Regions from separate parts of the Homo sapiens genome. Here regions 1 and 3 are each linked to region 2. Evidence: chromatin contacts called from ENCODE Hi-C or POLR2A ChIA-PET data. All regions are on one chromosome and are shown on one strand. Each heading gives the region's core, a stretch centred on a gene start or an enhancer-like site at or near the end of the contact. The rest is flanking DNA. Distances are from core to core; before and after follow the strand shown. Region 1 overlaps DGKG (diacylglycerol kinase gamma). Region 2 overlaps DGKG (diacylglycerol kinase gamma). Region 3 overlaps DGKG (diacylglycerol kinase gamma).

Evidence for each region. A loop is a pair of places that touch in the nucleus more often than their neighbours do. ChIA-PET counts read pairs that join two places held with the same protein, here RNA polymerase II (POLR2A). Pooled maps may share reads with other maps.
Region 1: a loop to region 2 is called in a pooled map, with 4 times the contacts of the local background. The contact joins two enhancer-like sites. A Hi-C loop is called at or near these places in 3 of 168 maps with a recorded cell type or tissue (B cell, heart right ventricle and posterior vena cava), 3 of 37 single-sample maps with no recorded cell type and 9 of 50 pooled maps. POLR2A ChIA-PET finds 5 or more read pairs at or near these places in 3 of 52 experiments (GM10248, activated B cell and activated T-cell).
Region 3: a pooled map shows a loop between it and region 2 (3-fold over the local background). The contact joins two enhancer-like sites. A Hi-C loop is called at or near these places in 2 of 168 maps with a recorded cell type or tissue (endothelial cell of hepatic sinusoid and transverse colon) and 8 of 50 pooled maps. POLR2A ChIA-PET finds 5 or more read pairs at or near these places in 1 of 52 experiments (PC-9).

The regions. Positions count from the first base shown.
Region 1 is chr3:186,151,181-186,153,896 of GRCh38, forward strand. All of the region lies in intron 24 of DGKG (diacylglycerol kinase gamma), which reads right to left. Among named protein-coding and RNA genes, the nearest start is that of ETV5, 43 kb to the left of the region's middle. Within about 2 kb of position 1,276, at least 4 of the 41 ENCODE cell types and tissues checked have a DNase peak (open chromatin) inside an H3K27ac peak, as active enhancers do.
Region 2 is chr3:186,183,766-186,186,910 of GRCh38, forward strand. All of the region lies in intron 22 of DGKG (diacylglycerol kinase gamma), which reads right to left. Among named protein-coding and RNA genes, the nearest start is that of ETV5, 76 kb to the left of the region's middle. Within about 2 kb of position 1,571, at least 5 of the 41 ENCODE cell types and tissues checked have a DNase peak (open chromatin) inside an H3K27ac peak, as active enhancers do.
Region 3 is chr3:186,240,654-186,243,556 of GRCh38, forward strand. DGKG (diacylglycerol kinase gamma) reads right to left here. Exons shown (of 25, transcript NM_001346.3): 20 at 1,851-1,915. Among named protein-coding and RNA genes, the nearest start is that of DGKG, 120 kb to the right of the region's middle. RefSeq lists an enhancer at 1,601-1,650. Within about 2 kb of position 1,363, at least 18 of the 41 ENCODE cell types and tissues checked have a DNase peak (open chromatin) inside an H3K27ac peak, as active enhancers do.

The sequences.
Region 1 (2,716 bases), core at 26-2,525, 33 kb before region 2:
TTGTCAATGAAAGCCCACTGTAAACTGTAAAATGGAAAGTAACAGTTAGTAAAATCCTTGTCTTATGGAGAAAGAGAAGGAGAAAGATGGATGTCAAAAGAAACAGAACCTATGAACTCATTCTTGTGGTTTTTACCACATTATAGGAAATGACAGTGTGACCGCAGGGAACAACAGAACTCTTGAACACAGAACCATCAACGAGTTTAAATCAATGTCGGCTAAACCAAGTGGTGTCCAAAACAAGGTGGGCATGGAATGAGAAAAGTCTGATGGGAACAAGGAGGAAAGAATTTTAAAATCTGAAGGAAGGAAAGGAAATGTGTTGATGAAAAGGGAGTGGGTAGAGAAGTCACAGATGAGCAGGTTGAGTTCAGGGCAAACTATGAGAAATGTGGTCATGGACACAGGTGGGGCAGCTGGTGTGGGGTTTTAAAGGGAGGCAGAAAGACTGGGTTCACATGAAGAAATGAGGAAGCATGAGAGATGGCATTCTGTGCTGGAGAATAACATGACACAAAAGAAAAGAGTTTGAGGGAAATTATTTAACAGCTGTTGTCAAGGTGAGCTGGGGTAGTGAGTGCCTGGCTAAGAGGGCACTACTGTAAGCCAGGTTTACATTGAAAGGGCTCCAGGAACTGTAATCCCAGCACTTCGGGAGGCTGAGATGGGCGGATCACTTGAGCCCAGGAGTTTGAGACCAGCCTGGCCAACATGGTGAAACCCCGTTTGTACTAAAAATACAGAAATTAGTTGGAGGTGGTGGCAGGCACCTGTAATCCCAGCTACGTGGGAGGCTGAGGTAGGAGAATCACTTGAACCCGGGAGGCGGAGGTTGTGGTGAGCCAAGATTGCACCACTGCACTCCAGCCTGTGCGACAGAGAGAGACTCCATCTCAAAAAAATAAAATAAAAATAAAGGGCTCCAGGAAATGGAAGGGAAGGATAGAACCAGAAGACACTGTGGACAATTAGCATAACCTGGTGCTAAAAGCTGAAAATGATCCTTATGTTGGCTTCCACCAGCCCAGAGACCTAAAAGGGGAGAGAGTCTCTGTTTTTTGATAGTCACCAGAGGAGAAAACCGAGAATGCATCAACATCATTTTGTGCTGTGTGTCTTATTGTGGGCATTATGTTTATCCCAGGACGCACGGAAGCGAGGCATAGGCTGGAGACTGGAGACTCGGACAGCACTTATCTGTGGCATGCAATGTAGCATTCTTTGTTCCCCTGTGGAACACGTTTGTGGCATGTTCCCCTGTGGTCAGCCTTCTCTCACTCCTGATCTCCCATGCCCATGAGGGGAAGGACTTCAGCTTATTCACCACGGCACTCTCTGAGCCAGTGCAGTGCCTGTTCAGGGTACAACACACTGTGGAAGTACTGACTGATAAGCCCTACGTGCTGGCAGTGGAGATGGCTCTGTTGGAAGCAGAGGATGGTAGCTGGTGCCTACATTTCCCGCTGGTAGAGCCCCTCCCCCACATTTTTTTATTTTTGAGACAGAGTCTCGCTCTATCACCCAGGCTGGAGTGCAGTGATGCAATCTCGGCTCACTGCAACCTCCACCTCCCAGGTTCAAGCGATTCTTCTGCCTCAGCCTCCTGAGTAGCTGGGACTACAGGTGCTTATCACCATGCCTGGCTAATTTTTTTATTTTTAGTAGAGACGGGGTTTCACCATGTTGGCCAGGATGGTCTCGATCTCCTGACCTCATGATCCGCCCGTGTCGGCCTCCCAAAGTGCTGGGATTACAGGCACCAGCTGCCGCGCCCGGCCTTTTTTTTTTTTTTTTTTTTATTTAGATGACACAAGACCCTTGCTTCTCTTTTTTATCCCTTTAGCTGAGCTATTTATTTGCTAGTTAGTACCTCCAGGGCACGGAAGAGGAAGTAAAACTCAAATCTCTCCTGCTTGTTTTTCAGCGGTTCTGACAAAGGTCTTGACAGGGTAGGAGTCTGGGGCTCCTGGGTAACATAATATTTTGGTCAGCTTTGTGGATTCTATTACTATAGAACCGAAAGAAGTATGAAATCATATCCTCATTTCCAGTCAAAGAGATATCAGTCCCTTACCCTCAAATTAGGGGCTAGCAGGTAAAATAGTTATGATCCTATTTTAGGAGGTAGTTGGATGTGGCTAAGCCTGCCTTTTCAAACCCTGATAGAAAGAGGTCATCCCACGTTTCTGTAGTTAGCACCCAAGCTTCTTTGGTAATTGGGCGAGTCAGGCCATTAACTAAAGTCTCCATGATTTTCTTAAAAACTATTCACATCACTGACAGCACCTGGCCAAGTGCTAAGATCAGCAGCTTAGTGCATAGTTTTCTGTTTGATCACAGAGAGAATTGATACACTAGACTCTTGCATGATAGTTCGAAGTTCACAAAACTATTACAGCATGTAATTTCCCCTTTAAAATAGAATAAAAATGTGAACTTCACTAGTGCTGGGGATTGACTTTGTTGGGGGCTGTTTTCTGCAAACCAACACATTCTTATTACTTCAAGAGAAGCAAGAGATTGAGGGACTTCTTCCTGAATGTTGCCTTCTCAGGGTGTGTAATTCAGATAATGCCTAGTAAAATGGCCAATAACCTGAAGTGTGAACCCTTCCCAAACCATTTGAAAGGTGTCTGAGGGGCCAGGCGCGGTGGCTCACGCCTGTAATCCCAGCACTTTGAGAAGCCCAGAGGGGCAGATCGCATGAGCGCAG
Region 2 (3,145 bases), core at 321-2,820:
GCAATCTCAGCTCACTGCAACCTCCGCCTTCCAGGTTCAAGCGATTGTCCTGCCTCAGCCTCCTGAGTAGCTGGGATTACTGGCATGCGCCACCACACCCGGCTAATTTTGTATTTTTAGTAGAGATGGGGTTTCTCCATGTTGGTCAGGCTGGTCTCGAACTCCCAACTTCAGGTGATCCACCTGCCTCGGCTTCCCAAAGTGCTGGGATTACAGGCGTGAGCCACCATGCCCGGCTGAGCTCTGCTCTTTCTTAGTGGTAGTGCAGGTGGATAGTAATGCTTAGGACAAGAACTTCAAATGTGAATCAACTGGCATTCTCCAACACAAAATAGAATTATAGGCGTAGGGACTTTTTTTTTTTTTAGGTTTGAGCTTATTATACTATGTTCCAGGCACTTTCACATCCATCATCTTCCTAATAAGCCATGTATTATTATGCCAGTTTTACAGATGAGGAAGCTGAGACTTAGGGTGGTTGGGTAATTTCCCAAGATCTATAAAACTAGAAGCATAAAGGCAAAATTTAAACCCAGATTATCTAACTGTAAGCATGGGGCTTTTCCCAATACCCCTTATTGCTTTCTTATCAGCCAATGTTTCTATAGAACCCATTCCATGCTAATCTTGAATGACCTTCTTACTCGGATTGTTTTTCCCAGGAGAAAGACTAATCTTTGATGGAGTGCAGTGGTGTGATCTCAGCTCACTGCAACCTCCGCCCCTTGGGTTCAAGCAATTCTCCTGCCTCAGCCTCCCTTGTAGCTGGGATTACAGGCATGTGCTACCATGCCTGGCTAATTTTTGTATTTTTAGTAGAGATGGGGTTTCATCATTTTGGCCAGGCTGGTCTCAAACTCCTGACCTCAAGTGATTCGCCTGCCTCGGCCTCCCAAAGTGCTGGGATTACAGGTGTGAGCCACTGCGCCCGGCCTGATGAGAGATTTGAGAGCAACCCCTCCCATCATCATTTCCTCTTCCATTTCCTATGATAAGCTCATTCCCTCCTACTGTGTCCTGATTTCTCCCTCTCCTCCAACTCCAATGAAACTGCCAAGGAGTTAAGAATCGCAACACATGAAGAGGCTGCAGAGAGAGCTCTCTGCCTCCTCAGCCAGTAGCCTATAAATCCCGGGACAAAATACACTGAGAGAAGGTAGAAATTTGAATATAATTCTGTCCAAGAAAGAGTCCACATAGACCAAAATCTGACTATGCCTTAATTTTGCGGAACTGTAAGGAATCTTAAAATATAATTGTCAGACTTGCTTATTTTACAGATACAGAAAACTGAGACCCAAGAAGGGGAAAGGACTTGCCTCAAGTCACACACTAGCGACAGGCAGAGTCTGGACTGGAACTCCAGTCTTCTGACTCCCAGGCGAATGCTTTTTCACTAAAATACGTTGCCTCTTTAGCTTTTCCCATTAACAACTCAACTTACATGAGATCATAGCCCTTTCAAGAAGAAAGCTCAGTGCTGGCATCTCTGCAAAGCCCAGAAGTCAGTGCCCCACTCTGATCAGCTGATGTCCTCATCTAAAGAACAGGAAGTGGTTTCACTTCTAGCTCTGAAAGCACATTGTAGGGGTGAGAAAGGGGGATTTGGGGAAGAGAGTTCCTGTACATGATAGTCAAAAGCAATCAGCAGACACTTTGGTCTTGCTTGAAGAAGGGGAAGATGTAAGGTCAGACATGTAAGAGGAAGATGAAGGTTGTCCTTGATCAGCACATGATCTCATCAAGAGCTTCCCCCAGCCCTAGGGTGGTGGAGAGTCGAAGTGGGGAGCAGGGAGGGTGGTGGTGGGGATTCAGCTCTGCTCATTCCCTTCTCTGCTCTGAGGGAGCTAGATACCAGAGCGGGGGTTGAGATAGGAGCACCAGGGTAGGAAAATTTGCAGGAACTTGATACAACCTTCAATGCTTCCCCTACCCTCTGTTAGCACCCACAACTTCCCCTGCCAAGGGAGGAAGGAGGAACACATTATTCAGCTTTATACACTGAAAAGTTTACTGTGTGAAATAAAGGGGACTTAAGGGGTCAACAGAGGCCGGGCATGGTTCTTCACACCTGTAATCCCAGCACTTTGGGAGGCTGAGGCGGGTGGATCACCTGAGGGCAGGAGTTTGAGACCAGCCTGGTCAACATGGAGAAACCCCATCTCTATTAAAAATAGAAAAAAGTAGCCGGGCGTGATGGTGCACGCCTGTAATCCCAGCTACTCGGGAGGCTGAGGCATGAGAATCACTTGAACCTGGGAGGAGGAGGTTGCAGTGAGCCAACATGTGCCACTGCACTCTAGCCTGGGTGACAGAGTGAGACTCTGCCTCAAAAAAAAAAAAAAAAAAAAAGAGGTCAACAATTCCTGAATCCTCTCTTAAAGGACAGAGGTGTGGAGATGATGTTTCCTGATGACCTGGCCTGGAATATAACAATCTGATTGTCAAATAGACGGGTGTGAAACAAGAGAATAACTTCCCCAACCCCCGCCTTGATGTCAGCGGAGTTTTGTTTTCTTCTAGTGGTGGGATCACATCCCACCTTAGCACTAACAGCCTGGAACATCAAAGCACACAGACGCAGAGCCATGGAATGCCAGGCATGGGAGAGACTGAGGGCATTTGCCTGTAGCAATGGTGTTCAAACCTGGCAGCCCATCAGAGTCATCTGGGGAGCTCATTAAAATTGAGATTCCCAGGAACCAGCACAGAGATTGATTAGGTAGATCTAGGCTGGGGTCCACAAATCTTCATTTTCAACAAGCAGCTGGTTTAAGAACCAAGGTTCTGGTTCAACCCCATCCATCCACCTATCAAAACTTTGATACAAGATATTGTTTTTACAGTAAAGAAAACTGGGGTGCCAAAAATAGGTTAGTAGCAGGTCTTGGACTAGAATTTTGTCTCCTGCCTGCTGGTATGGTGTTTCTGCCAGCGCTTTTACACCTGGCTTTCTCCTCCAGCTCACCTGTCCATTGAGGACCTGTGAGGACCCGTGAGCCCACAGGGGAATCAGCTGCCAGGAGCTTTGATTGAATCTCTCCATTTGGATCACTGGTGGAAAATGGCTACTTTTGGGGCTGGGGTAGAGGTGGTTTTAAGGACATTCTCAGAAAGCTGTGTTTGTATTCTGGTGAGTTAAAAG
Region 3 (2,903 bases), core at 113-2,612, 57 kb after region 2:
ACAAAAATCAGCTGGGTGTGGTAGTGGGTGCCTGTAATCCCAGCTACTTGGGAGGCTGAGACGGAAGAATTGTTTGAACCCAGGAGGTGGAAGTTGCAGTGAGCCAAGATCGCGCCACTGCACTCCAGGCTGAGCAACAGAGCGAAACTCCATGAAAAAAAAAAAAAAAAGATACTTGTGTGAAAAGAGGACCTTAAAAGCCTGAGGAATGGGTTGAAGAGGAGTACTTTTTAAAAAAGTGGTTTGTGTGTATCTGGGAGTGCAAAAGACCGTTAGAGGAGATCATCTGAACTGTAAGTTTGTGACTATAGTATCAGGGGCTGGAAGTACACGTGTTCCTAGTGTGCAGTGAGTGTGTATAGTCTGTGTGTGTGAGAGCAAGAAGATGCTGTGGCAGGATGCACTTCCTAAAAGGTTCGTTCAGCTGCTATCGGATCCCACAGATCGCTCTTTCTGAAGCTATAGTGTTCAGTTTCTGACCTCTAAAAAGACCTCCTTCTTCTTGGTTGACTTCTCAGGCTGTGGGGTCAGGACAAAGAGTAGGAATGAAAATGGCCAGTGATGAAAATGATGGGTCCTGGGCTTTAAATGAATGTCTTCAATGAACACTCTAACCTCTCTTTTAAGGACAATTCTTGCTTGTAATCCCAGCACTTTGGGAGGCCGAGGAGGACGGGTCACTTGAGGTCAGGAGTTTGAGACCAGCCTGGTGAACATAGTGAAACCCCATCTCTACTAAAAATACAAAAGTTAGCCAGGCATGATGGTGCACGCCTGTAGTCCCAGCTACTCAGGAGGCTGAGGCAGGAGAATCGCTTGAACCTGGGAGGAGGAGGTTGCAGTGAGACAAGATCACGCCACTGCACTCTGGCCTGGGTGACAGAGTGAGATTCCATCTCAAAAATAAATAAATAAATAAATAAATAAAAAGACAATTCTGTGGGCTAAATAAAAGTCAACACCTTTAGGCTCAAAAACAAAGTCCAAATCATTATCCATTCTTCTCCCAACCTACCTAGGGTTGGGGTGGGAACAGTGTCTGAAATAGTGGTCATCTTGAAATAGTACAACAAAGAAAAAGAAAGAAAGAATGAAAATTGACTAATGAGAAGATACAGACAAAGAAGGAAAGAGGGAGAAAGGGGTAGCTATACGTCAGTCACAACTAAGTTCTGGCAAATTTCATCCTACAAGGAAGAAGGGTTTGCTTTCTCTTGCAAATGATCTGGTTTCCTCTTTCCTTTCATTTTTGAACCTAACTTGGTGACTTCACAGAGTGCCCAGGCTGAGGCTGGGACTTAGTGGGTTCCGGGTCTCCAGCCTTTGCAGGTACCTCTCTGCTGCTGCCCTCTGCTGTCGGGGGAGGCAAAGGAGACACCCTTCTGGTCCTCCTGGTCCAAGTCCCGGAGCTGCCACCTCCTCCCATTTGAGACCGACAGAAGCTAGGGTCTCTTCCAGCCTCCCTGCTCTTCCCCAAAAGAATCATGAGGGGCTGGGGTTGGAGGCGCTGTACTTGGAAGCAGCAGAGACTCAGGACGGGGGTTCCAGTTAGACAAGGGCAGACGCCCTCCCACCTCCTCCCCTGCAAAAGCAGGCCCTTCATACCCACCTCCTGCCCTCCAGCCCTGCCCTCTGCACAGATCCTTTGGGAGAGGACAGGCAGTTAGCCTGCGCCAAGTTTCTGACACTTTTTTTTTTCTTGGAAATGGAAACCCTCCTTCCGGCAAGTGGCAGGAAGGCCAAGTCCCCAGCGGCCCTGGCTGGGAAAATTTCCAGAGAGCAGGTGAAAGGCCTCTGTTCCGCCAGGGCCACACTGGGTGGGTGGCAGCGCAGCCGGGCCTGCAGCTTACCTGCTGTTGAATTTTTCAGGATGTTTCTCTCTCATCACATGGAATCTGTGTGCAATGGAAGCGTCCTGAAAGTGAAAGAGACAAAGCAGATCCTTGGTGAGTGGTCATGACAGTGCAGTGCGGAGGGAAGGGACGCACGCATGCACTCGCTGAGTCATGCCAACCCTGGGACTCTATCTATCGCATGGTGGGGCTCCAGGTCACATCCGCGGAGCCAACAGAGGCTCAACACTGCCTCCAGGGGGATGAGCTAGCACCACCAATACTCTTACAGCCTATGCCAGTTGACTCTGGAGTCCTTGCTATTTCACTCTAGCCCGGACCCGCTGAGAACAGATAGATAGTTCAGGGGTGAGTGAAGGGGAAAGCCTTTGCCCTCTGGGGAGACTGAGAGTCTGTGAGCAGTTAGAGATCAGGAGCCTGTGTCTGGGGCTGAGCATGAGTCTCTGGAAATGACTTTCCATACTAGTTCTTTTTAAAATAGTTTTTATTTTGGAATATTTTGACTCACAATTAAGTTGCAAAAATAGCATAGAGTTCCTAGGTCCCGTTCACTCAGCTTCCCCCAATGATAACATTTTATATAACTATAGGATATTGTCAAAACCAGAAACCTGACATTGGTAGATGCTATTAGATATTAAGTCTTAACCATCCACACCAATAGAAATAATTAGTGGCACTGGATAACATGCTTACTAGATAATAAAACAAAATTAAACTCTGGCTTCTGCTTCTTGATCACTTCACTCGAAGGACTCCCTCCAAGGCCAATAAGAGTCATTATTACATCATGTGGACACTGCCCTCCTATTAGCACATCCCTTTGCCACACTAGCGGCCCCCTGCACTCCAGCACTCACAGTTAGGATGGCTGTCATGCACTGTGCTCCTGGGCTCTCCATCCTCTGACCACAACTCCCTAACCCTGGGTTCTACCTGCGGCCCCCACTCCACACCGTGGCCATCTCGTGAGTTCTCGTGGCTGTTACCAGCATCTGAATGATGATAGCTCCAAAGTGTCAATCTCTAGAGCCAACCCTAAGCCTCAAA